2 separate regions of the Homo sapiens genome follow, and region 1 is linked to region 2. Evidence: chromatin loops called from intact Hi-C (ENCODE). Cell type or tissue: heart left ventricle. All regions are shown on one strand.

Region 1 (8,000 bases), 51 kb after region 2:
CTGTGTACTATTGGTCACACAGACCAACCCTGATACAATGTGGGAGGGCACTACACAAGTGTGTAAATACCAGGAGGTGGAGATCATTGGGAACCATGATGGAGGCTGGCTCCAATGACTATCAAAGAAGTTAAGGAACTTGCTCAAAGTTCCACAAAGTTGGGATTCATACTCAGGCAATGTGACTCTACAGCTGATACTCAGTACTGTTCAACTCCATATCATTCTGTCAGCTTGTAATCAAGTATAAAATCAACTTGGCCATATTAGCATAATTGTTATAACTTCTCATTTGCATAGCGATATTATAATTTCATGGCTTCTAATCTCTATGTGTTAAGTATCCTGAGGAAGAGCCTACTGCTGCTGCCTTCATTCTCATATAAAGCTGTATATAGGCAATGACTGACATCTCAAGCTTTTGAATGGTTTCGATTTTTAGTATTAGTAGTAATAATAGATTCAGATTTACCTACTGGCACTAAATTACACTTGCTTTGCTTCTGATGTAAGTTACATTATTTCATTTGATCTTCACAGAGAAGTTCATTTTAGAGAGATATATTAATATCTTGACTTTTTACACGTGAAAGTTTAGGGGTTTGCAAGTAAGTACTGGATCTTGGGAATCCAAATCTTTTGACTACCAACCTTCCCTGAGCCTGCTGGTTCCCATGAATGGCTAATTTATAGAAATGCCTTGGTGAGAGTTTTTCTGAGTTAATGTTTAATCATTACTTTATGGTTGGATGCTAATCCTTTCATTGCTGTAAATCAATATCTTGTAAATATTTTTAACTTTAGTCTTCACAGCTCCATTATGACCTCCAAAAGAGGGTGTGTCTCTCAATTTGAGAGTAACCTGAAACCATGAAATTAGAACTAACTGTTTTATTATTTGCCAAGCATTGTATTGTTTTATATTGTTCTTCAAAATTATAACTTCCTAGGAAGCTTTTACAAATTTAAAGATAAACTATGTGCTTTCTTTAACTGGGGGCATTAATGTGCACATTTCTTAATTATTTGGTTCAGTGAGGAAGAAAGTAGACCTATGAGTTCAGGGTCCTAGAAGAGGAGGTAATGTAAGGCAGAGCCAAAGCCACTAGAGATTTTATTCATGGCACTCTAGGAGCCATGGTGGCTCAGGATGTATAACTGAGGTAGAGGGAGTAGGAGAGGTGAGTATCAAGCAGGTCTTATCATCCACCCCTTCCCTGACTTCTTAAAACTGGGGACCCCAAAACTGAGCTTAGTGGCCTCTGTGGCCTAATACCATTTCTGTGAGGCTGGAACCCTCTTTTCTTGTTTTCCTCAGTTGTTCTAAAGCCCACCCTGCTCAAACTCATGTCCATAAGTTTCATGGATGACTCTTATTTCTCTATTATATTCTTCCATTATTTGATTCCAGGCATAAAACTCTTTCAGTATGAGATTTAAAACCTCTTCAGGGCCAAGGTCCAACAGTGGCTAAATACAATATTTTTCAATTCAAAAACATATATTGAATGCTTACTGCATGTCAAGTGTTATTGAAGGTATGGGGGATATGGCCTGCTATGATTGCGTATTTGTCCCCTCCAAACCTCATGTTGAAATTTGATCTCCAGTGTTGGAGGTGAGGCCTAATGGAAGGTATCTGCATAATGGGATCAGAGCCCTCCCACAGGGGTGAGTGAGTTCTTGCTCTATTCGTTTCCGTAACAGCTGATTATTAAAAAGAGCCTAGCACCTCCCTCTTTCTTGCTTTCTTTCTCACCATGTGATCTCTGCACATGCCAGCCTCCCCTTCACCTTCTGCTATAAGTAGAAGCAGCCTGAGACCATCATCAGATGTAAATGCCCAATATTGAACTTTCCAGTCACCAGAATCATGATCCAAATAATCTTTTAAAAAGATAAATTACTAGCCTCAGATATTCCTTTATAGCAATACAAAATGAGCTAAGATCTAGCCCTAAGCAGTATAGATAATGTCCCTGTTCCACTGGACCTTTACAGTTCATAGAGCAGGCAAATTATAGGCAAGTGCAGAAATAATTTCAGATGGTAATAAATGCTATGACAGAAATCAAGTGGGATAGAGAGGACCGGCAGACACAGAAAGGAGTTTCTCTCTTATTCCAAGTATGATTTTGAGCTCCTGGAGGATTTCAGCATGAATGTGACATGATCTTTTCACATTTCAAAAATATGCCTCTGACTCTTGTGTGGATAGTAGTTTGGGGTTGGTGTGGTTTGTCCAGGTGATCAATGATGGTGGCTTGGAGAAGGATGGTAGCACTGGAGGTGAAAATAAGTTTAAAAAAAAAAAAGAAACGCAGGATGTATTTTGGAGGTAAGACAATGTGCAGGCATGTGAAGAGTGAGGGAAGGAGAGAAGGTAAGGATGGCTCCTTGGACAGCTGGCTAGATAGCTTAAGTAAAGAATTTCTCTTGCCTCCTGGCTGTTTCCTTTTTATCAGAGCTTGTCTGCAGAGGTTCCTCTGGCTTAACTCCCCTTTCCTATTGGATCAGCCTTCCCCTTTCAAGGATGTGCTCAGGAACACCTCCTACTTCATATTCACCCAGCACAGATTTGTTGACAGAAGGTAATTCTCCAACTTGGCAAATATTTATTGAGGATTTTCTATATGCCAGGTACTTTGTGGGTCCCTAGGGATAGAAAGACAATAGATATGGCCTTTGTCCTCAAATAATTGACAGCATTAAAAGACACATAAACATTAACTACAATCAAAAGAGCTAAGTGCCCTTCTAGTAAATGATCAAAGTGCTATGGAAGCACTAGTGACCAAATGATAAATGCTGCCCCAGGAAGTTTCTACATAAACAACCAAGCATAAAGCATTAATAATTAATGGGTCTTAATATTATCCTTCCAATCCTTCAGCCCCCAAACTGGCTCTGAGGCATGCAGTGCACCTCCGTGTCCATCCTCACTGACTTACAGCCCCCTGATGCTGTATGAGGATTGTATCAGGATGTTTTGGGCTTCAAGGAACCCAATACCTGGCCAAAAGTTATTTGAATGATAGCGTTTTATTACTGTATTGTCATTAGCATCTTTTATAATTGGAAGTGCAGAAGTAAAGTGGTTCTTGGGTTTGTTAATGTAATGGCCTGAACACATCAAGAACATGGGGCCTTTCCACCTTTCAGCTCTGCCATCCTTGGAGTTTTGTCTTTTGATCTCCAGTATGTCATCTCATGGTTGAGCATGGCTTCTGCAGCTCAACCCAGCACTTGCTCATACAGCTCATTCACAGGGCAGAAGAGGATGCTCTTCCTCATTCATGTTCTGCTGTATCAGGGAGGAAAACCATTTCCATAAGTCCTCTGACCAGATGCAAACTTTCAGATCTTACTGGCGACATTTGTGTCACTTGTCCATATCCAAACCAATCACCGGCAAGGAGAATGAATTGCCGTGATTGAACCAGACTACTCAAGACTCACCTTTCTCAGGTTGGAAAGTATCTTCTTTTGCTAGCACATGGAAGGAGAAGGGCAAATACCTAAGTTGAATTGAAAATTCTGAAAGACAGAAATCGGGGAGACGGCCTATGTAGGCATATCGTGTATTTGGTTATTGCTCTCTTTTCATTACGTTAGAAAGATTTAATTTTTCAACAAAAGAGGACAGACATCAAGCCAGCTCTGATCTCCAAAAATCTGGAGCTGTAATTCTCTCCTTTCCTTCTCCTCACTTTCTTTCCTAACTGGGTTTATTGCAAATCAGTGTGCTTTGTTGCTGCCTTTCTGATCTCAAGGACATTTTGACCTCAGCCCTTTCTTTCTTTTGGCATCCAAAGTGATCAAGAGGAGAAAATAATTGAATTGCAATGTTAAAATATAAATCTGAGATAATAGAGCAGGTAAGAAACATCTGAGGGGAATTACTGACAATTTACCTCTAGAAAATCCACATAAACTGTCACATTTCATCCAGTTCATAATAGCAGAAAGTGGTAGAAATAGTCAACATAAAATAAGATGGGCAAAATTTTTAAAAAATGGTAAAACTTAGATCTGCTAAAGTTAACCCAGGAAAGTAGGACTTAAAATAATTAATGGCCATAAAAATAAAATAGTAAATAACAAAAGCAAACAAAATAACCTCACAAGGTCCAGAAGCTATAATTTAATCTAACATGGGCAAAAAAAATCTAATTGATGACTCAAATCTTTGTTTTAAAATTTCCAGCGAAAAAATTACTCTGCATGGTAATGATTTTCTTAAAATGAAAAGGGTTTGGCTGTACTGAAAGGAGAACCCAGAACCCAGCAGCCAGTGGACCCTTATTCCTTCCTGGCAATCTGGCCCTATTTTCCCTGTCTGCTCACTCGCTTGCTTTTCTGGTGAACTATTCCAGGTATCTCCTCTCCACTCAAACTTCCAACACCTCCTCCATATGCTCATTCATAGCTAAGGACCTGGCTTCCTGTTTTGATAAGAAAACTGAAACCATTAGAAGAGAACTTCAATTCTCACCGGCTCATCAGTGCATTCACCTGTATCGGCTCCCCTCCCAAGTTAGAGGAATGAATGCTCAGGCTCCTACCCAAGACCAGGCCCTTTGTTTGTGCCCTGGGTCCCATCCCTTTTGCCTACTGAAAGATTAGGCTCCAGCTGTCCCCTTGCATGTGGCAACATCATTTTTTCCATCTCTATTTGATCATGAACATACAGTAGTGTCTCATATTCTTAAAAAATAAGAAGGAAACTGTCTTTTTCCACCCTCATCCCTGCCAACCTACCACTCCCTTTCTCTGCTCTCTTTACCACAAAACTTCTTAAAGAGTTTCTATTATCACTGTCTGTTACCCCTCTCCCTTTTTTTCTCTTAAGCCTCCTGGAATAAGGGTTATCCCCACCACACCACTAAAACAGCTGTATTCTTGTCAAGGTCCCTAATCTCTGTGTTGCAGATTGGGAGTTGCTTCTCACTCTGTGTCTCGTGTGCCTGTCAATTAGTCATCCTTCTTCTCCACCTCCCCTCGGGGCTCTCACTCTCTCCTGGTTGTCCTTCTACCTCACTGTGCAGTCTTTCCCAGCCTCCTTAGGTATTCTTCCTGATGTCTTCAACTTCTCACCTTGGACTACTCTGGGGCTCCATCCTAAGACCTTTTCCTTTTTCACCTTAGATGACCTCATCCACTCCCATGGCCTCAAATACCATTTACAACTTGGCAACTTTCCAATTTTACCTGCAAACCAGACCTTTTCCTGAGCTCTAGGTGCAGTATACAACTGCTTACTGGACATCTCCATTTGGATGTGATATTGGCATCTCATACTGACATCTTCCAAAACTCTTTGTCTTCCCTTAGTACATCTTATTTCAGCAAATGGCAATTCTATTTTTGTAGTTACTGAGGCCAATATCCATGCAAGTTCTCCTCAACTCCTCTCTTTCATCCACAAGTCACATCCAATGTGTCGGCAGTTTTATCATCTGTATCTTCATATTCTCTCAGAGTTTGACCCTACCTCACCACCTCATCTCCTACTACCCTGGTCAAAGACACAATTGCCCTTCCCCTAAATTATTGCCAACATCTCTCTTTTTTTTTTTCTTACTTCCCTATGGTGTATTCTCAACACAACAGACAAGGTGATTGTGGTAGGCAGAATGCTAAGGTGACCCCCAAGAACCCTCTCCTCCGCTCCTGTGTACTAATCTCTGAGATTGTGGATATGATGAATTTTCTTCCTGTAGTTAAGTTTCGTTATGATGCACAGTTGGCTTTAAGAAAGGGAGATTACCTGCTTGGGCCTGACTGAATCACATGAACTGTTTAAAAGCAGAGTTTCTCTGGCTAGTCACAGAACAGGCAGTCAGGAATCCCAGGCATGAGAAGGATTTAACATGCCATTGCTGACTTGGAAGATGGAGGGGCCATATGGCCAGGAATGTGGGTCATCTCTAGGAGGTGAGAGCAGCCCTGGCTTATAGTCAACAAGTAAATGAGAACTTCACTCTCACAACCTCAATGAACTGAATTTTGCCAACAACCTGTGTGAGCCTGGGAGCAGGTAATTTTTCCCCAGAGCCTCCAGCTGACAACTCATTCCAGCCAAAACTTTGATTTTAACCTCACAATACTTTGAACAGAGAACTCAGCAAAATGGGCTGGACTGCTGACTTTTAGAACTCTAAGCTGATACATGTGTGCTGTGTTAAGTCACTAAGTTTGTGGTGATTTGTTACATAGCAATAGAAAACCATTAATAATATAGTGATAAAATTGTTTTAATTTATTATTTATTTATTTATTTTGAGATGGAGTCTTGCTCTGTCGCTCAGGCTGGAGTGCAGCGATGCAGTCTCAGCTCACTGCAACCACTGCCTCCCAGTTTCAAGCGATTCTCCCGCCTCAGCCTCCCAGATAGCTGGCACTATAGGTGTGCACCACCACGCCCAGCTAATTTTTTTTTTTTTTTTTTGTATTTTTAGTAGAGACAGGGTTTTGCCATGTTGGCCAGGCTGGTCTCATACTCCTGACCTCAGGTGATTTGCCTGTCTTGGCCTCCCAAAGTGCTGGGATTATAGGTGTAAGCCACCATGCCCAGGCTGGCGACCACATTTAAACATAAGTCAAATCATGTCCTTTTCTGCTTAACATCGTTCATTGGCTTTCCATTGTGAAGGCTCCATGGCACTTGTTACCACCTAGCATATGGCATTGCTTACTCATTATCTGTTCCTATGTCTCCCCCAGTTAAAATATAAGCTTCATAAGGGCAGGAGTTTTTCATGCTTTATTCACTGTGATGTCTCTAGTGCCTAGAACACTGAATAACACAGTAAGTGCTAAGTAAATATTTGGTGAATTAAAGAAATTATCTTGGAGCTCAGGCAAGAAAATTTTTTTAATGAACATTTATTAATATTGCTGTAATTCTGAATAAAATTATTATATTTATAAACCACTCAGTACTAAATCATGTATACCTACAATTTGTAAGTGCTAGCAACTGTTTGAAAAAAGATAGAATACGTTTATCCTCATGGCTTATTAATAGTTTGGTTAAGAAAAGACTGTTAAAGTAAGTACTTAAATAGATATAAAATTACTTGATTAATTGGCAAAATATGTGGTACAGAAAATAAACATTTTAATAAGATGAGGAGAGAGAAATGAATGTGGACTAAGTAGTAAGGGATAGATCAAGAGACATGAAGAGGAATAGTGGGAAAATGAAGGCCATGAATGTAGACTGTTTATTTGAGAAGTTTGTCCAGATGGCTTGGGGATGCAGCAGGATCAGGTAAGTATTTCTTTAAGATCAGTACACACTCTGCATCCTTAACCACAGAGCAGAAGTGAGCAGTGGAAAGAAACTGAAGATGCAGCTGGGCACAGTGGCTCACACATGTAATCCTAGCTCTTTGGGATGCTGAGGCAGGAGGATCGCTTGAGCCCAGGAGTTCGTTCAAGGCTTTAGTGAGCCATGATAGTGCCATTGCACTCTAGCCTGGGTGACAGAGTGAGACCCTGTTTCAAGTAAAAAAGAGAAAGAGGAAGGAAGGAAGGAAGGAAGGAAGGAAGGAGGGAGGGAGGGAGGGAGGGAGGGAGGGAAGGAAGGAAGCTAAGAAAGAAGGAGGCTAGGAAGGAAGGAAGCTAGGAACGAAGGAAGCTAGGGAGGGAGGGAGGGAGGAGGAAGGAAGGAAAGAAAGAGGGAAGGAAGGAAGGAAGGAGCTTTGTGTTTTAGAGGGAAAAGGTAAGATTTTAAAAAAATCCCTTGGGAACAAGAGGACAAGCATCTGAGTCATAGATTGGGGTGTGGAATGATCGGGGAGGAAGCTCACCTCTCCCTCAGAGTTCTAAGGAAAGAGTTGAACAATGGCAGGAGGGACAGATACCACAGAACTGATGAGCTTGGTAGAAAATAAGCTCCTATGGTAGCTTTTGCTGTAAAGGAGGAATCATTGAATTTTTTTGTTGGCTAATTTTATAATTTTTTCAAAATGTATACTGCAGGACCTGAGTTG
Region 2 (8,000 bases):
CAGGTAGCCTTAGCAGGTGGGTTCACCTGATTGAGGGGGTACAGTGGAGGTAGAGGAAGACAAGTAATATCTGACAATCATCCCAAAGAATAAATGAACCCACAATTCTCTGTGGAAAATCTGATGTTTAGTTCCCAGAGTTGTTAGGCCTCCAGCCTAGGGAAGAGGAAAATATTTGATGTTTGATAGCCATTGGAGACTGAGTGAGAGATGGGAAAGATAGATTTTTTCCCTCTTAAATTCATCATTTGAGGAATTTTAAACAGTCCATGGAAAGTGCATAATCCTCACAAAGTAGAGGAATAAACAAGTTATTTCCTTGACCTGCCATTTGTCACTCTCGTTGGAACAGGATTTTTGAAATTTCCAGTATAAGAAGTATATTGAACAAGCATGGCCCATTGTGAAATCACAGCACTCCCCTTCAAGTGTTCAGTGGAGTTAACCTTCCCTTGCCCCAGTTGAACATTCACGTGCATCCCAGGACTTTTCTAGATACTCTTGGGTGTGTATGTGAGGACAAGAACGTCCTACAATCCCTTTAGTAACAAGTGAGTGGAATTCAGTAATCAGAACATCTTACATAACCAGAAACTGAAACTGATTTAGCACTAAACCTTTTCCTGTCCCTGTTCCTTGGCTGCTCCGCTGTGGATGGCTTATTCTCTATTCCTCACCTAGTGCTTTCCCTCCTCCCTTCTGATGCCCTCCCCGCAGCTTGCCAGCCAGTTTCTGGGCTAAGGCCAGAGCTAGAAGAGAGACATGGTAAAGGGCCAGGAAATGTCCTTCTTGTACTGGCTTCGGGCTTTCCAGGCCTGGCAAATGTTTGCAGATGAGTCTTTCTTTCATGGGCACTTTCACGGGCATCCTGTAGGTTCCCTGGTGGGCCCCTGCCCTGCAGTCCTGTCCTGGGTTAATGCATCCTATTATGGGTGGCCCAAGGTAGGTAGGGTGACCAACTATCCCAGCTTGTCCAGGAATATTCCCATTTTAGCCTAAAGGGCCCACATCTTGTGAAACTTCTGAGATCCGGGCAAACCAGAATGGTTAGTCAGGGGTTACTCATGAGTCCTTCTGTAGCCCTTAATTATCTGATATTAACTTCAACTTCTGGCTTCTGGCCCTTCAACCATCTAGGGTCCTTGTACAAATTCATAAAAAACCCACACTGACTCACTTGCCCAATCACCCCACACATAGCTAGTCCACAGAAAATATTCCTTTGCCTTTGAAATCTGAAGGTATAAGCTTTCCATCCTGCCTGAATTCAATATTTGTGAAAGTCATCTCCATGTGCATAGGCAAAGCAGCTCGCTGGCCTCCCTTCCCCTTTTCTGGAGAGAATTCAGGATTGTCCTGGGCCCATTTGAATGGATTCATTCCCATCACCTCTGAGAAGGCTTGGCAATGGCCAAGGGGCCTCAAGGGGTACCCAGTCTGGGCTTCTTGGAAAGATGCATATTATTTGTAGATGTGGTCAAATCTGCTATCACCCTTATGCTGTATCTGCTGAGCCTACAAATTACAAATTTCCCTAACCATGGAGGCCCCTATCTAGGTCTGTTTTATATGGTGATAATAAATACCTTACTGATTAAATCACCTTTTAAAAACACTAATTTTAGGCTGGGCGCAGTGGTTCATACCTGTATTCCCAGCACTTTGGGAAGCCGAGGCGGGCAGATCACTTGAGGTCAGGAGTTCAAGACCAGCCTGTTCAACATGGAGACAACCTCATCTCTACCAAAAATACAAAAAAAAATTAGCTGGGAGTAGTGGTGCTCACTTGTAATCCCAGCTACTCGGGAGGCTGAGGCAGGAGAATCAATCGCTTCTGGGAGAAGGAAGTTGCAATGAGCTGAGATCGTGCCACCACACCCCAGGCTGGGCAACAGAGCAAAAACTCTGTCTCAAAAAATAAAGAAAGAAAGAAAACAAAAATGCTAATTTTAATAAAAATAAAGCTATTAATTTAAATGAAAAGATAAATACAAACTTTTAATAACATACAAAATTTTTAATAAAAAATAAATATAATGCCTTATCTTCTTGCCATTACTCTCTTTGAATTTTTACAGCTTAAGTTGCTCCTAACTTCAAGGAAGGTGATTCAAAACTTTCCAAATGAACTCTTGGAGGTCTCCCTTACTAAACATGGGGTAAACCTGAATGGAGCAACTGATCTTTCCAAATAAATCATTTCAAAATTCTCCTCTATGTCAACTCTTTCCATTCTGAAAGTGGTTGAGGGGATTCAAGTCATGGAATGTAAATTTCACATACTGTGATCTGGCTTTGGAATATCACATCAATTCTATCTTGGTGTCTCAGTCTCTAACTTTAATTTTAACACTCTATTACACAAGAAACAAAATAAAAACTAACCCAGTAGGTGGCACCTGCAGAAATATATGCAGAGCATGTGTGGCAGATTGTATTTTCCAAAAATGGCCATAGCAATATTTATGTTCCCACATACTCTCCCAGAACCTTGACATCCTTCCATCAAGCAGTGGAATCTATTATCTCCCCTTTGAATATGGGGCACCTCAATGACTTGCTTTTAACAAATACAATGTAGTAGACGTGATGCTGCCTGACTTCCTAGATGAATTAAAAGAAGGCAATATAGCTTCTGACTAGTTCCTCTCCCCACCCCCCTCTATCTTTCTCCTCTCTCTCTCTCTCTCTCTCTGTCATAATCTGGACCAGTGATAAAATTTGTGGAACCCAGGAGAAAATGAAAATGAGCAGCCTCTTCTTTCAAAACAGTGGCAAGCACAGAGCCCTCTTCTGTGTGTGAGTCTTGTGTAACTACACAGGACACAAATCCATAAAGCAAGCCCTGTTTAAGATGCTTATCTTTGAAAATCAGCCACCATGTTGACAGGAAGCCCAGCCCAAATGGAAGAGTTATGTGTAGCTATTCCACTTGACAGCTGCTTAGTTAACTTGGACAGTTCTAACAAAATACCATAACTGGGTGTCTCAAACAACAAACATTTATTCCTACAGTTCTGGAGGCTGAAATTCCAAGATCATGGTGCTAGCAGGGTCAGGTTTTAGTGAGGGATCTCTTACTGGTTTACAGACAGCCACATTTGGCTGTGTCCTCAGATGGTGGAAAGAGGATGAGCTAGCTCTCTGACCTCTTCTTATAAGGGTACTAACCCCATTAATGAGTGTTCCTTGCTCCAGACCTAATGATATGCCAGAGGCTCCACCTCCAAATGCCATCCCACTGTGGATTAGATTTGAACATATGAATCTGTGGGAGACACGAACATTCAGTCCACAGCAATAGTCCTAGAAATACCCTCAGCAACAGCCAGAAGCACCCCCAGACATGTGAGTGAGCAAGCATTCAGATGATTCCAGCCCCAGCCTTTGAGTCTTCTGCATATGGCTCCTGGCCTCACACAAAAAAGCTGCCCTCCCTGTGCCCTGTCCAAAGAATCCATGAACATAATAAAAGGTTGTTTTGCACCTCTAGATTTGGGGTCATTTGTTACTCAGCCAAGTAACTAGAAATGCATGACTTAGAGACAGGACTTATGAAGGATATGCAGACCAGTCACACCTGCCTTGTCTCTGACATGGCAGCATCTCCCAGAAGCATGTCTTCTAATACCATCTGAGTCCTCCCCAGTGTTGCTCCAAGTCTCTGGACTACAACCACCACAACACCCTAGCAACAGACCCCAAAACTCTCCCTCTGCAGCCTTCTGCTGCCTGAAGCAGCTGCTGCCTTAGACACCTTTTCCAGTATCGAACCTTCATGGTCCTCCACATGAGGCTGTGCAGCTCCATGAGGACCACAGAGACCACTCACTCAATACCACAAGCAACCCTTCAAATACAGTCATCACCAATGAGACTTGTCCCCAACTTCAGATTTGGGGTTACCCTTCCAGCAACCATACCCATTAAATTGGGAATTTATGTATCATTTACATCAGGGTTTCTATGAAAATGAGTCTGAGGCTCAAACTTCATAGTTTTGAAACTCAACCTTTTCATTGGTTCAGAACCACAATCCAAGCTGTGATCGCATACGCTCCATTAGACTTAAATAACTGTTGGGATTCAATGACTCTGTCCTTTCTGCCTGCTTATCTGAGTGCCTTTGGAAGCCATATCTCTTGGAATTTAGCACACTCAACCCATAGCAAATTAATATGTCATAGCATAGAATTTTGTACTTCTAAAAGAAGTACAAAAATGAAAACTAACTAGAAGGTTAGACATTTTTTAGGTTTTACAAATTATGAAACCATGACCACTAAAAGAAACTCATCCATTATACAAAATGATGTTATGAGTTATTTTGAAAAATATCGGAATGTTCTCAAAGTAAATGGTGTTTTTTACCATAGTAAATTTATTCCATGCAACAACTTACTGAATTATTTGCTTTGCTCTTGTTAGTTCCCAAATTCAGCTGTTCCTAAGTGAAGATGCCTTTTTCTCTAAGTTTTCCTTTCAGTCATACATTAGTGCCTGTACCATTTCAAAGCCATGTAAACATTAACTTACATAATATGTAGTTTTTAAGAACCAAAATGTTCTCAAATTTTGAAAATATTTCTTACATTTCTCTTTGGTATCCAATTGCCAAACAAACTTAAATTCAAATTTCTATCAAACTTGTTTTCTGTATCCAAACCACTCTAATTAAACACACCAAGCATAATAAAAAATAAAATAAAAAATTAAAATAAAATAGCATTGCATCCTTAAAGGATTATGTTGAATTATTAAAAAAAAAAAAAACAAATCTGCAGTGTTGTTTTTTCTGTTTTTTTTTTCTCTTTTCTTTTTCCTGAATCATGTCCAAATTAAACCAAGCATGACCATAAAGAAAGGTTATCAAAATACTCACAGTTCAGGCTCCCTACAGGACCGTTCATACTGCTATAGTATTACAAAGTAGTAATAAAAGTGAGTTATGAGGAAATGTGAATTCCTAGCAAGAAAATCTAAAAACAGGATGTTAGAGAACAATGGAAAGCCACCCTGCCTAGTAGTGTATGTACAGTTAGAGAAATTGGCCAACCAAATTCTATTATAAAATAAAGAGAAACAGTATCATTTTTAAAGCACTTTGGAATATTTTTACAGTATTTTGCTCCAAGTAGACACTCAATTATACATTTGCTAAATAAAATAATACAGATTATCTCATTGTTTTACTCCTCAACAACCTTGCAAAAGGGATAATACTATAACTATTACTCAGGAGAAGTTCTGGAGTTCTACAGCTACCATTGTGGCCAGTGCTTTTCCAATATTACACATCTGACACTGCATTCACTCTTTCTTTCATTCATTCATTCATTCATTCATTCATTCATTCATTCATGCATCCATTCATGAACTCTTCAAAGCCAAACTTGTGATTAGTGTATTCAAGGAGAACAGGAGAAAGCAATGCAGTGGGGGAACAGAGACATGTAACCACAGCACTGCATTGCACAATAGTGGTGTCATAGAGATAAACTGCTCTAGGGTCAGACAAGGCTCCCTGGAGCAGCTGACACTCAGCTGAATCTTTAAAGTGGAGACTAACAATGTTGTTTCAATCCATTTTGTCTAAATCAGCACTTCTCAAACTACACATGAAGGAACGCTAATATGAGGCTTAATAACAATAAATATTCTGTGGATGACAGAGTATCCCTATTAGCAGCAGTTGCTCTGGAGTTTGATCTAGTTCTTCATTCATTGCAAATGATTCAGGTTGGCCCATTGTTTCACCGAGGAGCCTGCTGGGTTTGACCATTCAGAATTAGCCTGTCATGATCTGGCTCATGCATGCAGTAAGACCCCATAGGTGGCCAGATAACTGAATATTCTGAATTTTAAGACTAAGGGACAAGACTCTGGAGCAGAGGGGACACTGTAAGACATTGCATCACACCACAAGTCTCACCCTTGTTGCAGCTAATACCTTGGGTGGCTTTTCTTAATTGTTTAAACAGAACTTAAACATTCTTTAGATGGATTTGAGGGTGTGATAAAGAAAGAATTTATTTTAAAAACAAACTGGAAGTGATAATAAGCTGGATTGCTCTATATTTAAGTAAGAAGCCAAACATAACTTATCAAAGGGCCTTTTGAAGTTGTACAAGGCAAAGTCTTCTCTGCTTCAGGGTGAGACCAAGTAGCGCATATTATGGAAAGCCACTCAGCTCCCACAGTTTCTGGGAGAACAGAGAAAAGAGCCCATGGGTTGCCCGTTTAAAGTGAATAATCTAAGTACTGAAATGTTGAAAGCTGAAATCAGAATTAGATTAGTTAGAAAAAAAGTTAAAGTGAGAAAGAGCCTCTCCAGGAATCTCCCATTGTACACAGCAAGTGGCCAGGCCTCCGTAACAACCCTGAGAAGAGCACACCACTTTGTGAATTAGAAATTTGGCAGTAACCTACGTAGGCCTACCATTTCCAATGTGTTTCATGTCGTTTTTATAGAAGTCTCAAGTTGGTGTTTGTAATTTCTACAAAAATTTTCCCTCGGAATGAGATTTGTGTTGATGGGAATTGTTTGTGGGAGTTCTAAGGTTTGCTTATGGTTGCCACATTTCTCAATGGTTGGGGCAAGATGGTACAAGTTCAGAGTGGAAGGGGTGCCCTCTCCAACATGACAGAGCGCATCTCAGGGCCTGAGCTAACATCTAAAGAGACTTTGATATTGAGTGGCATAGAATGTTCTTTATTTTAGGTGATGCGTCAGATGTGCAGAAATCTCCCTGGAAGTTGTGCAGTGTGATTGTGCAAACACTGAGGCTCCTGCAGCAAGAAGTCTGAACAACAAGAAATGGTAATAATTGCTGAGACTTCGCTCTGCACTGGACCTTCCTGTAACACATTGCCTAGATCATCAAAGAAGTGGGACTCTCTGAAGAAAGGAAAAATTTCAGCCAGTTATGACATTTGGCTCTACTGTGTTTGTACAAATACCAACTCAATGTTTATTGACCCAGTCAGTCCAGTGGAAAATGAAACTGAGAAAAACAAGAAATAACAAACTAGAAAGTGAGTTATTTTCTTAGCATTTTAATTATAAGGAAATTTCACAATTATACACATATTATTTGTGTGTGCAAGTAATCTTGTAAGTTTATTTACTTATGTAACAAATGTTTTTCAAGTGTTTACAATATACCAAGTACACCAGCCTCATGCCAGGTGCTGAAGACATAGAAGTGAAGCAGTGTTTTGATTTTCTGTTTCTGTGTAACAAACCGCCTCAGAACTCAATGCCTTAAAACTACAATTCATTATGCTCTTTCAGTGAGTTGACTGGACTCAGCTGGACAGTTCCAACTTGGCATTGCTCATGTAGTGACAAAGATATAGTGGTTGGGGCTAGAGGCATATGAAGGCTTGACTGGTCTGGACATCCAAGTTGTTTTGTGTGCCCGCAGCTGGGATGGCTAGGAACATCTGGAGCTGTCTAGACCATTTCTTTCTCTCTCTCTCTCTCTGTGCATATGGCCTATGCACCTGGCCAACTTCGGCTTCCCTAAGCAAGGCAATCTCAGGTAGTCAGATGTCTTCCAAGTTTTTCTGGAGCACAGAGACCAAGCCAGAAGCTGCAAGGCTTCTTACAACCTAGCCCAAAGTCATGCAGCCTCCGTTCCACTGAATTATATTGACTACACAGGACAAGCCCAGATTCACTGTGGGAGAAGATGACCCAAGGCTATGAATGTAAGTGTGGTTTGTTAAGGGACCATCTTTAGTGACTAAACAGGACAAACAAGCATCATACCTAGCGTCAAGTATTTATAATAGTTAAATAAACATTGGATTCAGAGTTGTAGTCCTGACTACTACCTTAGTCTTCGCCATGTGATTGTCAAAGTGATTACGCATTTAAAAACAAAATAACAAAAACGTAACTAAAATCACTATTGAAGAGGATTTATAAATGTTATATACAATTAAGTACTTGGCAGCAATTAAAAACTATGCTTTCAGCCAGTCATGGTGGCTCA

Evidence for each region. Peaks named below come from ENCODE experiments on the same cell type or tissue, not always from the same donor. Only the 100,000 strongest peaks of a DNase experiment are listed, where the experiment ranks them.
Region 1: a loop joins it to region 2, with 2.1 times the contacts of the local background. A loop is called at or near these places in 30 of 110 quality-filtered maps.

What each region holds. Positions count from the first base shown.
Region 1 is chr2:162,060,566-162,068,565 of GRCh38, reverse strand. All of the region lies in intron 2 of DPP4 (dipeptidyl peptidase 4), which reads left to right. Among named protein-coding and RNA genes, the nearest start is that of DPP4, 9.6 kb to the left of the region's middle. RefSeq lists a silencer at 2,453-2,747 and an enhancer at 4,409-4,478. In heart left ventricle, no CTCF peak of the experiment used is centred here; no DNase peak of the experiment used is centred here.
Region 2 is chr2:162,111,415-162,119,414 of GRCh38, reverse strand. It overlaps LOC101929532 (a long non-coding RNA gene), which reads right to left and starts at 4,974. Exons shown (of 4, transcript NR_110255.1): 1 at 4,883-4,974. RefSeq lists a silencer at 6,642-6,936. In heart left ventricle, no CTCF peak of the experiment used is centred here; no DNase peak of the experiment used is centred here; H3K27ac peaks cover 409 bases.